Linked DNA regions of Homo sapiens: region 2 is linked to region 1. Evidence: read pairs that join two places in POLR2A ChIA-PET (ENCODE). Cell type or tissue: Caco-2. All regions are shown on one strand. Each heading gives the region's core, and the rest is flanking DNA. Links, peaks and the distances in the headings are about the cores only.

The links. ChIA-PET counts read pairs that join two places held together with the same protein. Peaks named below come from ENCODE experiments on the same cell type or tissue, not always from the same donor. Only the 100,000 strongest peaks of a DNase experiment are listed, where the experiment ranks them.
Region 2: POLR2A ChIA-PET joins it to region 1 with 5 read pairs; 27 of 35 experiments call an interaction of 5 or more read pairs at or near these places.

The regions. Positions count from the first base shown.
Region 1 is chr19:48,602,474-48,606,849 of GRCh38, forward strand. It overlaps FAM83E (family with sequence similarity 83 member E), which reads right to left. Exons shown (of 7, transcript NM_017708.4): 6 at 1,021-1,438. It overlaps SPACA4 (sperm acrosome associated 4), which reads left to right and starts at 4,269. Exons shown (of 1, transcript NM_133498.3): 1 at 4,269-4,376. In Caco-2, for the core only: no CTCF peak of the experiment used is centred there; no DNase peak of the experiment used is centred there.
Region 2 is chr19:48,499,792-48,504,167 of GRCh38, forward strand. LMTK3 (lemur tyrosine kinase 3) reads right to left here. Exons shown (of 15, transcript NM_001388485.1): 6 at 3,118-3,205; 7 at 2,642-2,790; 8 at 1,687-1,771; 9 at 1,492-1,613; 10 at 1,205-1,354; 11 at 1-126. Among named protein-coding and RNA genes, the nearest start is that of LMTK3, 9.9 kb to the right of the region's middle. RefSeq lists silencers at 1,776-1,885, 2,116-2,645. In Caco-2, for the core only: no CTCF peak of the experiment used is centred there; DNase peaks (open chromatin) are centred at 2,130 and 2,490; H3K4me3 peaks cover 1,965 bases.

The DNA.
Region 1 (4,376 bases), core at 315-4,314:
CTGGGGAGGAACCGGAAGCGCCGGCATCTGCCAGCCGGGATCAAATATTTGCCAAGGGAGGGGATGCTGGGTGAGGGTGCTCAGGACCAGGTGAAGGTAAGGACCTTGCCCCTGCCCATCCCCCGTCTCCTCTCCAGCTAGGAGCCTTCCTTGCCTGGGACGGAGGGAGATGATTCCTGATTCCCAAGGCATTGCAGAGCAAGACCCTATCTCAAAAAAAAAAAAAAAAAAATATATATATATATATATATATATATATATATATATATATATATATATAGCTTTCTTTGGCCTGGGATGAGGATGTCACAAAATAAATAAATTCCACTTCAGGAATGTATTTATTTATTGTTTATTATTATTATTATTATTATTATTATTATTATTATTATTATTTTGAGACAGCCTTGCTCTGTCACCCAGGCTAGAGTGCAGTGGAACGATCTCAGCTCACTGCAACCGCCGCCTCCCTGGCTCAAACGATTCTCCTGCCTAAGCCTCCGGAGTAGCTGGGACTACAGGTGTGCACCAACACACCCAGCGAATTTTTTTGTATTTTTAGTAGAGATAGGGTTTCACTATGCTGGCCAGGCTGGTCTCGATCTCCCTGTTTCAGGAATGTATTGTTGTTGTCATTACTACTCTATTTCATTTAGCCAAGTGGATTCCTCCCCCAACCAAACTCGGAATGAGTGCCCTTGCTCTGCTCCTTCCTAGATGAGGATACCGAGGTTCAGAGAATTCAAGTCCTCGGCTTCCCCCCACCTAGTCTGTCATGCCAGGATTTGCACCCAGGGCTCTCCTGTCTCTGCCCCATGCCACCCAGCGCCCACCTGCCCAAAATGCAGCAGGCGTGCAGGAAATGAACAAACGATGCCATTATGAATTTAGGGGTGCAGGCCCTCAGGAAACGCCTGCTCTGGCTGGGAGCAGGGCCCCTGGAGCCTGGCTTGCACCACCCTGGGCAAACGCCTTCCCCTTCCTGGGCTCCATCTTCTGGCACCAGCCACAAGGTCTCACCTCGTTGTCCCCATCACTGGAGCCAGACAGCTGGGACAGGCGGCTTAGGTCCCACATGGAGCGGCTGGGCCGGGCCGGGGGGCCGCTGGGGGTCCGGGCGCGCTGCACACTCCTTAGAATGTCACTGAGTGCCGGCCCCGGGGTAGCAGGGGAGACGCGGCAGGCGGCCAGGCGGTGGGCCAGCGGGCCGTCAGGCGGCGGAGGCGACGCGGGGGCCACGGAGCGGCGGCGGGACACGCGGTGCGGGCTGCGGCCCCGCTGCAGGCCACCTATGACCGAGGGTTTCTGGGGGGGCGCAGGTGGGAGCGGGCAGGAGGCCGCGTACAGCGTCCGGAACTCAAGGCTGAAGGCGTCAACAATTTCACCAGTCAGCAGGGTCACCAGGCCTCGGTGCAGGCGTGCGTCACTCCACGTGAAGCTGGGGGTCGGGGAGTAGGGGGTCAGAGTCTCCAACCCTGAGGGCCCAGCCCGGCCCCCATCCTCAGCCAGGTCCCAGGGGAGACCGTAGGACCTCAGGCGAGTCCTGACCTCTCCAGCCTCAGCTTCCCTGTCTGTAGAATGGGCACAACTGAAGTACCTACTCGGGAGGGGTGGAGTGAAGACAGCCCAAGTTAAGACACTTATATAATCAGGGCCAGGTGTGGTGACTCACACTTTGGGAGGCTGAGGCAGGAGGGTTGCTTGAGCCCAGGAGTTTCAGACCAGCCTGGGCAACATGGTGAGACCCTATCTCTACAAAAAATCAAAAAAACTAGCCAGGTGTGGTGGCGCACACCTGTACTCCCAGCCACTTGGGAGACTGAGGCGGGAGGATCCCTTGACCCTGGGATTTTTTTTTTTTTTTTTTTTTTTGTGAGACGGAGTTTCGCTCTTTTTGCCCAGGCTGGAGTGTAGTGGCATGATCTCGGCTCACTGCAACCTCTGCCTCCTGGCTTCAAGCAATTCTCCTGCCTCAGCCTCCTGAGTAGTTGGGATTACAGGCACCTGCCGCCATGCCCGGCTAATTTTTTGTATTTTTAGTAGAGATGGGGTTTCACCACATTGGCCAGGCTGGTCTCGAACCCCTGACCTCAGGTGATCCACCCGCCTCGGCCTCCCAAAGTGCTGGGATTACAGGTGTGAGCCACCCGTGCCCGGCTGAGCCTGGGAAATTGAGGCTGCAGTGAGCCGTGATAATACCACTGCATTCCAGCCTGGGCAGCAAAGCAAGACCCTGTCCCCCTCGCCCCCCTCCCAAAAAAAAAAAAGCCAGATGCGGTGGCTCACTCCTGTAATCCCAGCACTTTGGGAGGCTGAGGCGGGCAGATCATGAGGTCAGGAGTTTGAGATCAGCCTGACCAACATGGTGAAACCCCATCTCTACTAAAAATACAGAAATTAGCTGGGTATGGTGGCACATGCCTGTAATTCCAGCTACTCAGGAGGCTGAGGCAGGAGAATTGCTTGAACCCGGGAGGTGGAGGTTGCAGTGAGCTGAAATCACACCACTGCACTCCAACCTGGGCGACAGAGCGAGACTCTGACTCAAAAAAAAAAAAAAAAAAAAAAAACTTATCTGGAATCAGACTGGAGTTTAAACCCAGGCTCTGCCTGGTCCCCACTTAGGAACACCTCAATGCCTCAGTTTTCCCCTTTGGAAAGAGACGGAATTCACTTCCGGACACTAACAGGGATTGTTTTAAGACCCAGCTGCTTCCTAGAATGACTGCCATTTAGTCAGTCCTGGCTGTGCACCAAGCTCTCCACGTTGCTGCTCCCTGCAGTGCTCATCTGCAATCTGGAGCAAAAACCTAGGAAGGCCGTGTGCAGTGGCTCATGCCTGTAATCCCAGCACTTTGGGAGGCCGAGGCAGGAGGATCACTTGAGGCTAGGAGTTTGAGACCAGCCTGGGCAACATAGCAAGACCCCATCTCTATAAAAAATTTTACAAAATTAGCCGGGCATGGTGGTGCACGCCTATAGTCCCAGCTACTCTGGAGGCTCAGGGAGGAGAATCACTTGAGCCTGGGAAGTTGAGGCTGCAGTGAGCCAAGATCGCGCCACTGCACTCCAGTCTAGGCAACAGAGCAAGATCCTATTTTTTTTTTTTTTTGAGATGGAGTCTTGCTCTATTGCCTAGGCTCAAGTGCAGTGGCACAATATTGGCTCACTGCAACCTCCACCTCCCAGGTTCAAGCCTCCCAAGTAGCTGGGATTACAGGTGCACACCACCATGCCCAGCAAATTTTTGTATTTTTAGTAGAGATGGGGTTTTACCACGTTGGCCATGCTGGTCTTGAACTCCTGAGCTCAGGTGATCCACCCGCCTCGGCCTCCCAAAGTGCTGGGATTACAGGCGTGAGCCACTGCGCCCGGCCAATTTTTTAAAATAAAAAATAAAATTAAGAAATAAATACAACATAGGAATATTCAAATGACTGAATTTGAATCAAGCCCCCTGCACGTAGCTGGCCCTGAGAGCCTGTGAGCTGTGGGGGCCGGTGCCCTAACACTTCCTGTCATCACAGTAGTTGTTATTGAAAGCACCAAGTGCCAGGCGTGGTGTGGTGGCTCACGTCTGTAATCCCAGCACTTTGGGAGGTCGAGGCGGGCAGATCACTTGAGCTCAAGAGTTCGCAACCAGCCTGGCCTACATGGTGAAACCCTGTCTCTACTAAAAATACAAAAATTAGCCAGATGTGGTTGCATGCGCCTGCAGTCCCAGCCACTCGGGAGGCTGAGTTACGAGAATCGCTTGAAGCTGGGAAGCAGAAGCTGCAGTGAGCTGAGATCACGCCACTGCACTCCAGCCTGGGTGACAGAGTGAGAGACTCCGTCTCAAAAAAATAAAAGCAAGCAAGCACTGAGCATGAATCCTGGCACACAGCAAGTGCTCAGTTAATACACCCTCTTCTTTCCCAGCCTCTTTGGAATTCAATGAACCTGGCTCTCATCCTGGCTCGGGGACCCTGGATACATCACTTTCCCCAGCCTTAGTTTACCCATCTGGAATATGGGGTCACTATGGGAGGTGTGAGGCTGAAGTCAAGCCCTTGGCGGGTGTACAGCACAGAGAATGCGGACAAGCTTGTGGCCAGCGTCCTCTGGGTTCAGGGCGTCTTCACCTTGGCAGGGATGGCAGAGCCCTCTTGCGCCCCGGCAGGTCGGCGGGGCAGGCCACCCCTTGGATTGTGACACCCACTCCTCTCACCTATGACCTCATCCCCAGAGCGGCCAGTGGGAACCCTGAGGGATCTGTGAGATCACTCATTCCATTCACAGACTCTTGTTGGGCAGCAGCCACCCGCTCACCTCCATCCCCAGGACTTAGAGGGACGCAGGGCGTTGGGAACAGAGGACACTCCAGGCGCTGACCC
Region 2 (4,376 bases), core at 307-4,306, 100 kb before region 1:
GGTGGGGGTGGCGGCGGTGGGGGCCGGGGAGGCCGCTCGGAGAGCAAGTAGGTGAGCTGCAATTGGAGATCAGAGGCTGAAGGGCGCTGGGCAGGTGGCCGCCAGCAGGACTGAAGAATGTCATACCTGGGGAGAGGTGGGGCAGAGTGAGCAGGGCAGAGACCCAGGGAGGGGAAAGAGACCCAGGGAGGGGACAGACAACCAGAGAGAGGGGGACAGAGACCCAGAGGGTAACAGAGACCCAGAGAGAGGGGGACAGAGACCCAGAGAGAGGGGGACAGAGACCCAGAGACAGAGGGACAGAGATCCAGAGACAGAGGGACAGAGACCCAGAGAGAGAGGGACAGAGATCCAGGCGTGGTGGCTCACGCCTGTAATCCCAGCACTTTGGGAGGCTGAGGCCGGTGGATCACCTGAGGTCAGGAGTTCAAGACCAGCCTGGCTAACATGGTGAAACCCCGTTTCTACTAAAAATACAAAAAATTAGCCTAGCGTGGTGGCACCTGCCTGTAATCCCAGCTACCTGGGAGGCTGAGGCAGGAGAACCGCTTGAACCCGGGAGGCGGAGGTTGCAGTGAGCCAAGATCGTGCCATCGCACTCCAGCCTGGGCAACAAAAGCAAAAATCTGCCAAAAAAAAAGAAAGAGAGAGAGGGACAGAGACCCAGAGAGAGAGGGACAGAGACCCAGAGAGAGGGGGACAGAGACCTAGAGAGAGAGGGAAACATAGACCCAAAAAGTGGGGCAGAGATCCAGGGAGAAGAGGGGACAGCAGACGGTAGAGATTCAGAGGAGGTAACTGGGCTGGGGAGCTGGGTATTGAGACCCAAAGAAGCAGGGGTGGGGGGAAGATGCCCATAGAGAGAGGCTGACGGGACCTGGAGGCAGAGGGGACACAGCAGCAGATGGGAACGGCTGGTGAGGGTAGTGGTGTCCCTGTTTGCGCTGTGAGCTCTGGAATCAGACAGGTAAGAAGCAGGGACCTCTTAGGGTGAAGTGGGTTCAAATCACAGCTCTGCCATCCCCTGCCTGTGTCCCCCTGCAAGTAGCAGATGCTGGCAGAAAGGGTGGGGACAGCCCCTCTTCACTCTTGAGGGGTATGGAGGGCAAACGGGATGTGGGTGATGTGGGAAACGAGGGGGGATGCTGGGACCATCCTGGGTGGGGTGCGGCAGGCCAGGAGCCCCGGGTGGGCTAGCCCTCACCAGTAGTCCGCGTAAGGCAGCTTGAGCCTCGGCCGGGCCAGCTTCACATGCTGCTGGCGGACCACGAAGGCGAGGACCTCCTCGTCTGACAGGTGGCGGTAGGGCTGGGCCCCAAACTCAAACAGCTCCCACAGGGTCACCCCCAGGGACCTGCAGAGAGCAGAGAGAGGTCAGAGCCCAGCCCTGACCCACCCGGGCCTCATTTTCCCCATCTGTAGAACCGGTGGCATCTAGTAACCCTTCCACCTTCCTGGCCTGCCTCGGCCCCCGCGGCCCGTGGTCCTCACCAGATGTTGCTCTCGCGGCTCTGGTCCACCACCATGAAGGTCCCGTGGAGCTCCCCGAGGAGCTCGGGCGCCGCCCAGCGCAGTGGGATCCACAGGCGCTCTGGGGTCAGGTAGTAGTCCTCCTGAGGGAACCAGGGCGGTGTCAGGCGGGTCAGGGCACCCCACAGCCCCCATCCCGACGGAAGGAAGCCCTACCTTGTAGTTGCTGTGGGCCAGCCCGTAGTCTCCGATGCGCACGGTCAGGTCAGAGGTCAGCAGGCAGTTGCGCAGGGCCAGGTCGCTGCGGGAAGAACGCGAGGAGGTGAGCGCAGGGGCAGCCCTCCAGCCACGCCCTGACCCCGCCCTTTCACACTGACTCCACCCCTCCCATGACCCTGCCCCGCCACACTGACTCTGCCCCTTCCCTCTGATCTGTCTCTCCCCTCTGACTGCTTTCACTCTCCCCTGCTGTCTTGTCTTCTCCCCACCCCTGGTTCCTCCAAGTCTCCTCTCCTTTTCCTCTGCACTGGCTCCTCCTCTTATTCATCTGACCCTTCTGGCTTCTCCTGCTTCTCTGTTGACTCCTCCCCCTCCTCTCCCAGCCACCTCTCCTCATCACGTGACCCTGCTTCCCCCTCACCTGGCTCCTTCCGTTCCTCTCCTGGACCCTCCTCCTCTCCTGACTCCTCCCCCTCCCCTGCCCCCCTCCCCTGGCTCCTCTTCCCTCTCCTGGCTCCTCCTTCTCTCCTGGACCCTCCCCTATCCTGGCTCCTCCTCCTTCTCTCCTGGCCCCTCCCCTCCCCTGGCTCCTCCTCCCCCTCTCCTGGCTCCTCCTCCCCCTCTCCTGGCTCCTCCCCTTATCCTGGTTCTTCCTCCTCCTCCCCTGACCCCTCCCCCTCCCCTGGTTCCTCCTCCTCCTCTCCTGACCCCTTTTCCTCTCCTGGCCCTTCCCCTCATCACCTGACCCCGCCTCCCTCTCACTTGGTTCCTCTCATTCCCCTCCTGGTCCCGCCTCCTCTCCTGGCCCCTTCTCCTCCATACCCTCCTCGGTTCGTCCCTATTTTGTGTCAGCCAGTCATGGGTCCGCCCCCCCTCTAGCCCCTCCCCTGAGGCCTCACCTCCTTCCCCCTTCCCCTTAGTAGCTCCTCCCGCGGCTCCCCGGCCCGCCCACCTGTGCACGTAGTTGTGGGAATGCAGGTGCGCCAGCCCGCGGGCGATCTCCAGGCCCATCCTCTGCAGCGTCCGCAGGTCTCGAGGGGGTAGCTCAGGGGACAGGCCCTCGGGGGGCCGCTGGGCTCGGAGGTAACGCTTCAGGTCCCCCTGGGAGGGAGGCAAAGAAGGTCAGCACCACCAGCCGCTCAGGTCTCCAGCTAGTCGGCCCGGAGGCTGGAATGGCTTCTGCTGTCACTGGGTAGCCCCTCTGAGCCTTAGTTTCCTCTGCTGCTTGCAGCAGGTAATAACACAGCCCATCTTGCCTGCTTGTTCAGGCCAGCCCCCAGGACAGGCAGCACTCATGAAATGTTAGCGCATGCCACACATCATCTACGATGATGATGATGATGACGACGAAGCCCAGGGGCACCAGGCTTGGCCCCGGCCTTGTCCAGCTGCCCCCTCTGCCCTTCCCCAACCCCCCAAGACCCTCACCAGTTGACAGAACTCCATAATCAGCAGAAACGGCAGCGTCTCCACGCACAGACCCAGGCACTGGAGGACATTGGGGTGCTGCAGGCTCCTGTGGAGTGAGGAGGTGGCTGAGTTGGGAAGGCAGCCCCTTCCTCTTCATCCTGCCCCAACCCCCAGCAGAACCAAACTGCTGCCTCCACCCTTTTTTGTTGTTTTTGTTTGTTTGTTTGTTTTGAGACGGAGTCTCGCTCTGTCGCCCAGGCGGGAGTCCTGCCTCAGCCTCCTGAGTAGCCAGGATTACAGGCATGCGCCACCACGCCTGGCTAATTTTTGTATTTTTAGTAAAGATGGGGTTTCACCATGTTGGCCAGGCTGGTCTCGAACTCCTGACCTCAAGTGATCCACCCTCCTCAGGCTCCCAAAGTGCTGGGATTACAGGCGTGAACCACCGCACCCGGCCCACTCTACCTTTTTGATCTCAGTTTCCTCACCTCGGAGTCTCTCTCCTCGACCACACCCCACTCCTTCCCCAGGTCCCCATCTCTGGATGGCCCTCACTGGCCTGCTCCTGGGGGAGCAGGTCCCCAGGGACCCCTTTACCTCTCCTTCCTCCTTACACCTCACCTCCACCTTCATTCCTGCCCCAGACTCTTCTCAGTCTTCTCCTCCTCGTCCCCACAGCCTCCTCCCAGCCTCCCTGGCTCTAGTCTCTCCCCTTCCCTTTGCCTCACCTGCTTTTCACCACACACAGCCCTCTGTCGATCCCCAGCACCCCAGGATAGAGCGCCGGCTCTTTGATTCCTCCTGCTCCTCCGGCTGGCCCAAGAGTCAGCTTTATCCCATGTGGGTTTTCCCAAACCTGCAGGCCCTTGCTTAGGCCCGGGCCTTTGCACCTACAGTTTTCTCTCTCTCTCTCTCTCTCTTTTTTTTCCTTCCTTGCTTCCTCCCTCCCTTCCTTCCTTCCTTCCTCCCTCCCTCCCTCCCTTCCTTCCTCTTTGAGAGGGAGTTTCATTCTTATCACTCAGGCTGGAGTGCAATGGAGTGATCTCAGCTCACTGCAACCTCCACCTCCCGGGTTCAAGCGATTCTCCTGCCTCAGCCTCCCGAGTAGCTGGGATTACAGATGCCCGACACCAAGCCTGGCTAATTTTTGTATTTTTAGTAGAGACAGGGTTTCACCATGTTGGCCAGGCTGGTCTCAAACTCCAGACCTCCGGTGATACGCCCGCCTCAGCCTCCCAAAGTGCTGGGATTACAGGCGTGAACCACCGCACCCTGCC